Regions from separate parts of the Homo sapiens genome. Here all the other regions are linked to region 1. The links are chromatin loops, found by intact Hi-C in ENCODE. Cell type or tissue: Calu3. All regions are shown on one strand.

Region 1 (2,500 bases):
CGGTGGCGCGATTTCAGCTCACTGCTGAAAGCTCCGCCTCCCGGGTTCATGCCATTCTCCTGCCTCAGCCTACCCAGTAGCTGGGACTACAGGCACCTGCCACCATACCCGGCTAGTTTTTTGTATTTTTAGTAGAGACAGGGGTTCACCGTGTTAACCAGGATGGTCTCAATCTCCTCACCTCGTGATCCGCCTGCCTCAGCCTCCCAAAGTGCTGGGATTACAGGCGTGAGCCAACGCGCCTGGCTTTGTCTTCCTCTTATAAGTATACTTGTGACTGCGTTTAGGGCCCACTCAAATAGTCCAGAATAATGTCCCAACCTCAAGATCTCTAACTAAATCGTATCTGCAAAGCCTTTGCCATAAAAAGTAATATTTACAGATTCCAAGAATTAGTGTTACTGGAAAGGGACCCTGATCCAGACCCCAAGAGAGGGTTCCCGGATCATGTGGAAGAAAGAATTTGGGGCAAATCAACTGAGTAAAGAGAAAACAAGTTTTTTTGTTGTTGCTGTTTTTGTTTTTTAAGACAGAGTCTCACTCTGTCGCCAGGCTGGAGTAGAGTGGCAAGATCTTGGCTCACTGCAACGTCTGCCTCCCGGGTTCAAGCGATTCTCCTGCTGCAGCCTCCCGAGTAGCTGGGACTACAGGCGCCTGCCACCACGCCCGGCTAATTTTTTTGTATTTTTAGTAGAGACAGGGCTTCACCATGTTGGCCGGGATGGTCTCAATCTCCTGACCTTGTGATCTGGCTGCCTGAGCCTCCCAACGTGCTGGGATTACAGGCGTGAGCCTCCACGCCCAGCTGAAAGCAAGTTTATTAAGAAAGTAAAGAAATAAAATGGCATGTGGGCGCCTGTAATCCCAGCCCTTTGGGAAGCTGAGGCGGGCGGATCATGAGGTCAGGAGATCGAAACCATCCTGGCCAACACGGTGAAACCCCGTCTCTACTAAAGATACAAAAAATTAGCTGGGCGTGGTGTTGTGCACCTGTAGTCCCAGCTACTGGGGAGGCTGAGGCAGGAGAATGGCATGAACCCGGGTGGCAGAGCTTGCAGTGAGCTGAGATCGTGCCACTGCACTCCAGCCTGGGTGACAGAGCAAGACTCCATCTCAAAAAAAAAAAAAAAAAGAAAGAAAGAAAGAAAGGAAATGGCTACTTCATAGACATAGTAGGCCATTCTCCAAAGCAAGAGGAGGATTGCATCAACCTTAGGTACAATGCTTGTTTATATAGAAGATAACAAAGATAAAAAAATCTACAAGGGCTTGTGACAAAGGATTGTTAATCTTTGTGTAACTACTGGCTTCCACAAGAATCTATATTAGCTTTAAAGTGAAACTTAAACTAAGAATGCTTTTGTTCTTACAACATTGGAAGAACATCAGGATATTTCCTGGGTCTCTTAAATCCTAGGTTTGCTCAGTAAACATTATTAACCTGCTCCCTTAACCATAAATATCCTATGATTAAGAATGCCTAAGCTCCTGGAAATGCAGTCCAGCAGGTCTCAGTCTCATTTTACCCAGCTTCTATTCAAGATAGAGTTGCTCTGGTTCAAAAGCCTCTGACATATTTCCCCCTTTTCTTTTACAAGGGGATCCTTAATCCTAAGAGTTGTAGAAGGATGAAGATCTATCTTCTGTAAGTTCTTCAGGCGAAGTAGGAGCAGTGATATTCCTACCTAATGTTAGGGTCTCTTGTATTCAGGATAGAGAGTAGCTCAGTCAGAAAGTATCAGTATGGTGAGGACCATTCATAACTTTGAATCCCAACAAAAGGTGAAATCTGGAAGACAAATAAGTGTTCAATTTAAGAAAACACTGAATAAGCTTATCCTGCATTCCTGTACAAAGAGTACGACAGCAATATAGTCCACAACAGTGAAGCAAAATAAGTAAAATCTTCCCAAGTAAACTGAATAAGAAGGCTTTTCATGAACTGGGAAATTGTTGGAACCAAGCTGACGTGGGATCACCAGGCAATTCCAGTATGTATCCAGAATTACAATACTGATCTAAATATTTTATGCTACTTATCCCTCTTGTTTCCTCTGAGCAGCAGCCAGAGATCACTGGTTGGTTCACAGGAATAAGCAGTCTAAATTGACAGAAAACAAAAACAAAACAAAAACCCTCAAAAACAACAGACGAGAGTAGAATCTAATACTAGGTATAACATAGTTTTTGAAACATAATTTTCCTCTCTCTAGTCTCTCATTTTTACCACAGACAAATCATGATATGACCAGTTAGTTTGCAAAATAAGTTTTGGTCTTATTAAACTTGGACTGATTATAAAGTGCAGCAAGAATAATTATTTGCCATATAGGCGCTTTTTAAAATTGGCTTTGATGGAACGAAGTTCCATCAAGAATCTTAGATTAAACTTTTTAAGCTTTGAGCTCAGCCCAAGGGTCTTTTATTGGTTCTGTAAGTCAACTTTGATTCCTTAAAGCAGTCTGCTTATATTTGAAATCAAGCAATTCCAGTCAAAGCC
Region 2 (2,500 bases), 110 kb after region 1:
GTGAGAAGACACATGGAGAGGAGCCCTTTATAGCCATAGATGTTACAAAATGAAGAACTCTAGAAATCCTTAAGAATGAGCTGGGTGTGGTGGCTCACACCTATAATCCCAGCACTTTGGGAGACCAAGGAGGGTGGATCAGTTGAGGTCAGGAGTTTGTGACCAGCCTGGCCAACATGGTGAAACCCTGCTTCTAATACAAAAAAAAATTAGCCAGGCATGGTGGTGGGCACCTATAATCCCAGCTATTCAGGAAGCTGAGGCAGAAGAATCACTTGTTCCTGGGAGGAGGAGGTTGCAGTAAGCCAAGATCGTGCCACTGCACTCCAGCCTGGGTGACAGAGTGAGACTCCATCTCAATCAATCAATCATCAATAAATAAATAAATAAATAAATAAATAAATAAATCCTTCAAAATGAATAATTTGACCTGAGAAAAAGAAACATGTTCAACTAGAAATAGGGTAGGGTGGTGGAGATAATATAGACTTGAGTTTATATTTTATCTCTGGGTCTTCTACTAACTCATGGAATGAGCCAGGAGTAAGGTAACTTAACCTCTCTGAGCCACCATTTTCACACAGAGCACAGTGAGGTTGTCCACTCTAGATGATTTTCATACTGTGCTCTCTGGAGAGTTCTTGTACAGGGTAAGAAAGAAACCCAGGGAAGATGTAGGCCATCCTCTTCTATTTCCACTAGAATGGATGTGCTTTTTTCTGCTCCCCTTATAAGTGATAGGAACCAATTTATTTAAAGAGATATACTACTTCCTTCCACCTTGTATATAAAATAGAGATTATTATTCATAGTCTTTCATCTGGGGAAATAGAATCTAGAAGATATATGGCTTACTCAAGTAAGTACACAACAGAGCCTTGGGCCCTCATGGGACTGATTTGCAGGCCAATCACTTTCCTGAATGCATTCACACTGCTTCTGTTTGCCTTTACTCCAAGAAAAGGGGATGAAATGTGACAACTTGATGCAGGGAAAAAGCACTGACTTTGCCATCAAATGGTCAAACCCAAATTCAAATCTTAGCTCCTGCCCTTGGGCAACAGGAATAATAGCTACCATTAGTTAATCTTAAATAATACAGAGATTGTGCTATTGTGCTGCTTAAATTCTCTCTCTCATAGCAGACAGGCCAGAACATGAGTGAGAAAACCTAGTATTTGTGGGGCGTGGTGCTGTTATCACTGACATCCTGGAAGGAAGGACCTGAGCCTTACTGATTAGCCACCCCAGTGCCTTTATTTTGCACACAAAGAGACTAAGGGACAGAGAAGTATTTGTCTAAATATTCCAACTACTATACAAGAATGAGTTTTGAACCCAGGCTTTCTAATGTTTTTCCATAATATGAAACAGCCTACATAATAGTTTATTGTCACAAAATGATTTTGGATCATGATATTCTCATAGTTGCTCTAAGAGACAGAAAAATCAGAGATTGTTATGACCATTTTACAGGTGAAGAAACCAGGGCTCAGAAAACGGTCTTACAGCTAGTCAGGGGCAGAGCCAGAACTCCGTCCCAAATTTATATGACCCTTAGCTATGCTGTTTCCATTACCTACTCCTGATGCATAGGGTGATCAACCTTTCTAGTTTGCCTGGAACTCTGGGCTTTCCTGAGATGTAGAAGTAAAGGCTTTAGTTTTAAATTGGGAATGTCCCTGGAGAAAATCAAGACAAATTGGTTACCCAACTCCTGAGTGAGCAGGGAGAAATGAAGACTTAGGGAGGCAACTGTGGAGACAAAACAGGGAAAAGACCCTGGAAAAATAAAACACAAAGGCCACAAAAAACAAATTGGCATAGTCCACTGATACTCTATAATCAGTTTTATCATTAATCTCCCTGCTTTCTCTACCTGTAGACATCCTGTACACCAATGCTCTTTTATATACCTCAAACTGCACATATTCTCCCTATGCCTGAAATATGTTCTCAAGTTCACTTCTCCTTTTTCCCTAGAGGATTTCTATATATACTTCAGGCCTCAACTTATATACCATTTCTTTTTAGAAAGTTTCATCATTTGAACTATCAAGATGGGATTAGGTGCCCATATACAGACCTTCCTCCTGTCAGTGCAATGCTGTGTCAGATTTTCCTATGGATTTACTTCCTTCCCTTCAAATGTTAAGTTCCTTGGGGGCATATGACAAATTTATTTTTCGTGTCCCAGTGCCTGCCTATGTTTGGGTAGGCCAACTGTAATATTGGATTGACCATAAGATATCTAATGGATCAAGCAAATACAAGTTGATTTCTTCCACATGAACAGATGGACAGGGCAACTTTCAAACATACCATCATTCAGGAACCCAGACTGACTATCATCTTCAATTCATAGTTTCCACGGTCACCTGGGCATCATCTCTATTCTAGCCAGCCAGATGGGAAAATGTAGAAACAGCCCACATGGGAGCTTTCTATTAGTAGTACTGAAAGTGGCGTATATCACTTTCAGTCAAATTTCATTGGCTAA
Region 3 (2,500 bases), 180 kb after region 1:
CTCCAAACATGCATAAACCATACCCCTGTTCCAACTTTCGCAGCCCAGTGCTTTTGCTCGGGTTAATCCATAGACCCAGAATACCCCAAGATTCATTTTTTTATTGTGATCCTTTCTATCTTTTGAGGCTCTTATGAACTTCTACCCTCTCCATCATGCCTTTCTTGCTTTCCAAACCTGGTAAACTATCTCTTCTTTAGCCTCCTTTTAAGCTGTATTCATCTTTCAGGAAATATCCTAAAATTTTGAATTAAGTCATAGTTATAATGTGTGATTGATTTTCATTTGTTTATTAATTCGTTCATACATCAACAGACGTTTATTGAGAATAATTACCTGTTTTGTTGCTGCAGCCTTTAAAATTTGAACAAAACTGGGGAGCCTTTTGCATTGAGAGGCTCATAGTCCAGCAAAAGAGACAAGATATTTGTAAACATACGCTAACAATATAATGTGGTCAACCATAAAAATAGGCATGTACAGAATCCTATGGAAGCAAATAGGAAGGAACCAAGTACTTTGATGACTAGGAATATCAGAGAATCTACCAAACGTTAGGTGACATTTGAACTGTGACAAAGGGATGAGTAAGAGTCTGCCAGAATCAGGCAAGAATGGTGGATCAGCAACCTGGATTTTTACAACATTATAAGCTTGATGAGAAGGAGGAAAGTGTCTTATTCATCTCTTTATTCTCTTTCACTCTGCCCTGCACATAGTTAACACTCAAATATTTGTTGAATGAGTAAGGGAATGAATGTGTGAAAGAGTACTTGTTCTAAATGCTAGCTTGATGATGAGGCAAACACTAAAATAGTTCCAAGCGTTATCCTAAATGAATGTCTTCTTTGTGAAAGCCTATTTACCAATTGCTGAAGAGCTCCATTAAGAATGCAGACATGATAAAATATATCTATATATAAATATTTGTCTTTGTTCAGGTCACCTCCTGAGGAAAATACCCAGATATGGAATTGTTGGATAGAAGGAGGAGTTTCAGAATTGATACATGTTACTGAATTGCTTTTCAAAAATAGGTATCAAGCAAAACAACAAAGAAACTCATAGTTATTGATTTTCTATTATGTGTTAATTGCTGTGCTATCATTTTAAAATATATATCAGCTTACCAAAATCTCACAATTATATTGAGGACTAATTATTATTTCCACATTACAGAGGAGAAAACCAAAACTCAGAAAGGTTAAGGGACCTGTCTTAGGTCTCCGAGGTAGTAAATGACAGAGCTATAATTAAAATTCATGTCAAAGATTTCAAAGTCCAAAACCTGTCTACTGCTACACAAAGTAGAAAGGATAAGCTTATTATATTGGTTTGACTGGAATGGCAGATTTGTGTGGGCATTCATGAAAGATCAACTTGAAGGCAGTTCCATGAAAATATAAATACTAAGTTGTGGATTTATTTTTGTTCTCATAGGCAAGAACAAGTAAATACCAACCCTAATTCTTAGCAAATATAACACATTTATTCATTTGTTCATTTATTCATTTATCAGACATTTACTGAGTATGACTATGTCATGTGATTCATATATGATCTGGAATTTATACATGCAAATATATGATGTTCCTTTTAAAGTAACTCCAGAAATATAGGGCACATGTTTGGGGATGAGATGCCAATTTCTGGACAGAGTAAATGTCAATTTTAGGGACATAATAGAAAAATAAGACAGAACATCATCATCATCATCACCACCATCATCATCATCATAATTGCTATTATTATTATAGTATGTTATGATATTTATTAACATAGTGGCCAGTGTTTATTGATTGCAGACTAATTACTGACCATAATGCTAAGTGCTTAACATATATTATCACAATCTTCACAACCCTCTGAGAAAGGTACCCCTATCTCTGTTGCCCAGATGAAGAAAAGTGAGATTAAATAAGTTCTCAAGATCAAACAGTTAGTAAGAGATTGCACTTGTTGGGTAGCTAAGTAATTTTACCTTCATTTTGCAGATAGGAAAATGAGGCTCAGAAAGTCAAGAAAACTGAAAATTTCTCAAGACCACACAATTAAAAAGTGGTTCTCAAATGGCTCCTTCCCAAGAGGCATGATCCTGAGAGGGACTGCTAAGCTCTGAGCAGGGAGTAATATCTTAGAAGCTATGGTTGGAACATTGCAGTATGTGTGCTTCCCCGTGGACAGACTTCAGTGTGAAGAACCAAAAGGGAAAATTGAGAGACAGAATCTTGGGTGAGTTACAGAATCAAAAAGCCAGTAGACCCACCAAAGGAACAGCCAATCACAAAGGCCAGGAGGGGCTAGGTATAGAGAGAGTGTCCAGATGTGAAACTAGAATAAAAATATTATTAGCCCTGAGGTGCTAATCGTCCAAACCTAAGAAAGTCTCAAGAACCTTTGAAAATCATAAATAGGTGTTTAAATAGCCATTGGGAGATTGCTGGCAAGATGGCTGAATAGGAAGAGCTCTGGTCTGCAGCTCCCAGTGAGATTGATGCAG

Evidence for each region. Peaks named below come from ENCODE experiments on the same cell type or tissue, not always from the same donor. Only the 100,000 strongest peaks of a DNase experiment are listed, where the experiment ranks them.
Region 2: it touches region 1 in a loop (6-fold over the local background); 2 of 110 quality-filtered maps call a loop at or near these places.
Region 3: it touches region 1 in a loop (4-fold over the local background); 2 of 110 quality-filtered maps call a loop at or near these places.

Annotation. Positions count from the first base shown.
Region 1 is chr1:49,345,885-49,348,384 of GRCh38, reverse strand. All of the region lies in intron 3 of AGBL4 (AGBL carboxypeptidase 4), which reads left to right. Among named protein-coding and RNA genes, the nearest start is that of AGBL4-AS1, 90 kb to the right of the region's middle. In Calu3, no CTCF peak of the experiment used is centred here; a DNase peak (open chromatin) is centred at 1,504.
Region 2 is chr1:49,233,906-49,236,405 of GRCh38, reverse strand. The region is part of intron 4 of AGBL4 (AGBL carboxypeptidase 4); the gene reads left to right. Among named protein-coding and RNA genes, the nearest start is that of AGBL4-AS1, 22 kb to the left of the region's middle. In Calu3, no CTCF peak of the experiment used is centred here; no DNase peak of the experiment used is centred here.
Region 3 is chr1:49,161,449-49,163,948 of GRCh38, reverse strand. The region is part of intron 4 of AGBL4 (AGBL carboxypeptidase 4); the gene reads left to right. Among named protein-coding and RNA genes, the nearest start is that of AGBL4-AS1, 95 kb to the left of the region's middle. In Calu3, no CTCF peak of the experiment used is centred here; no DNase peak of the experiment used is centred here.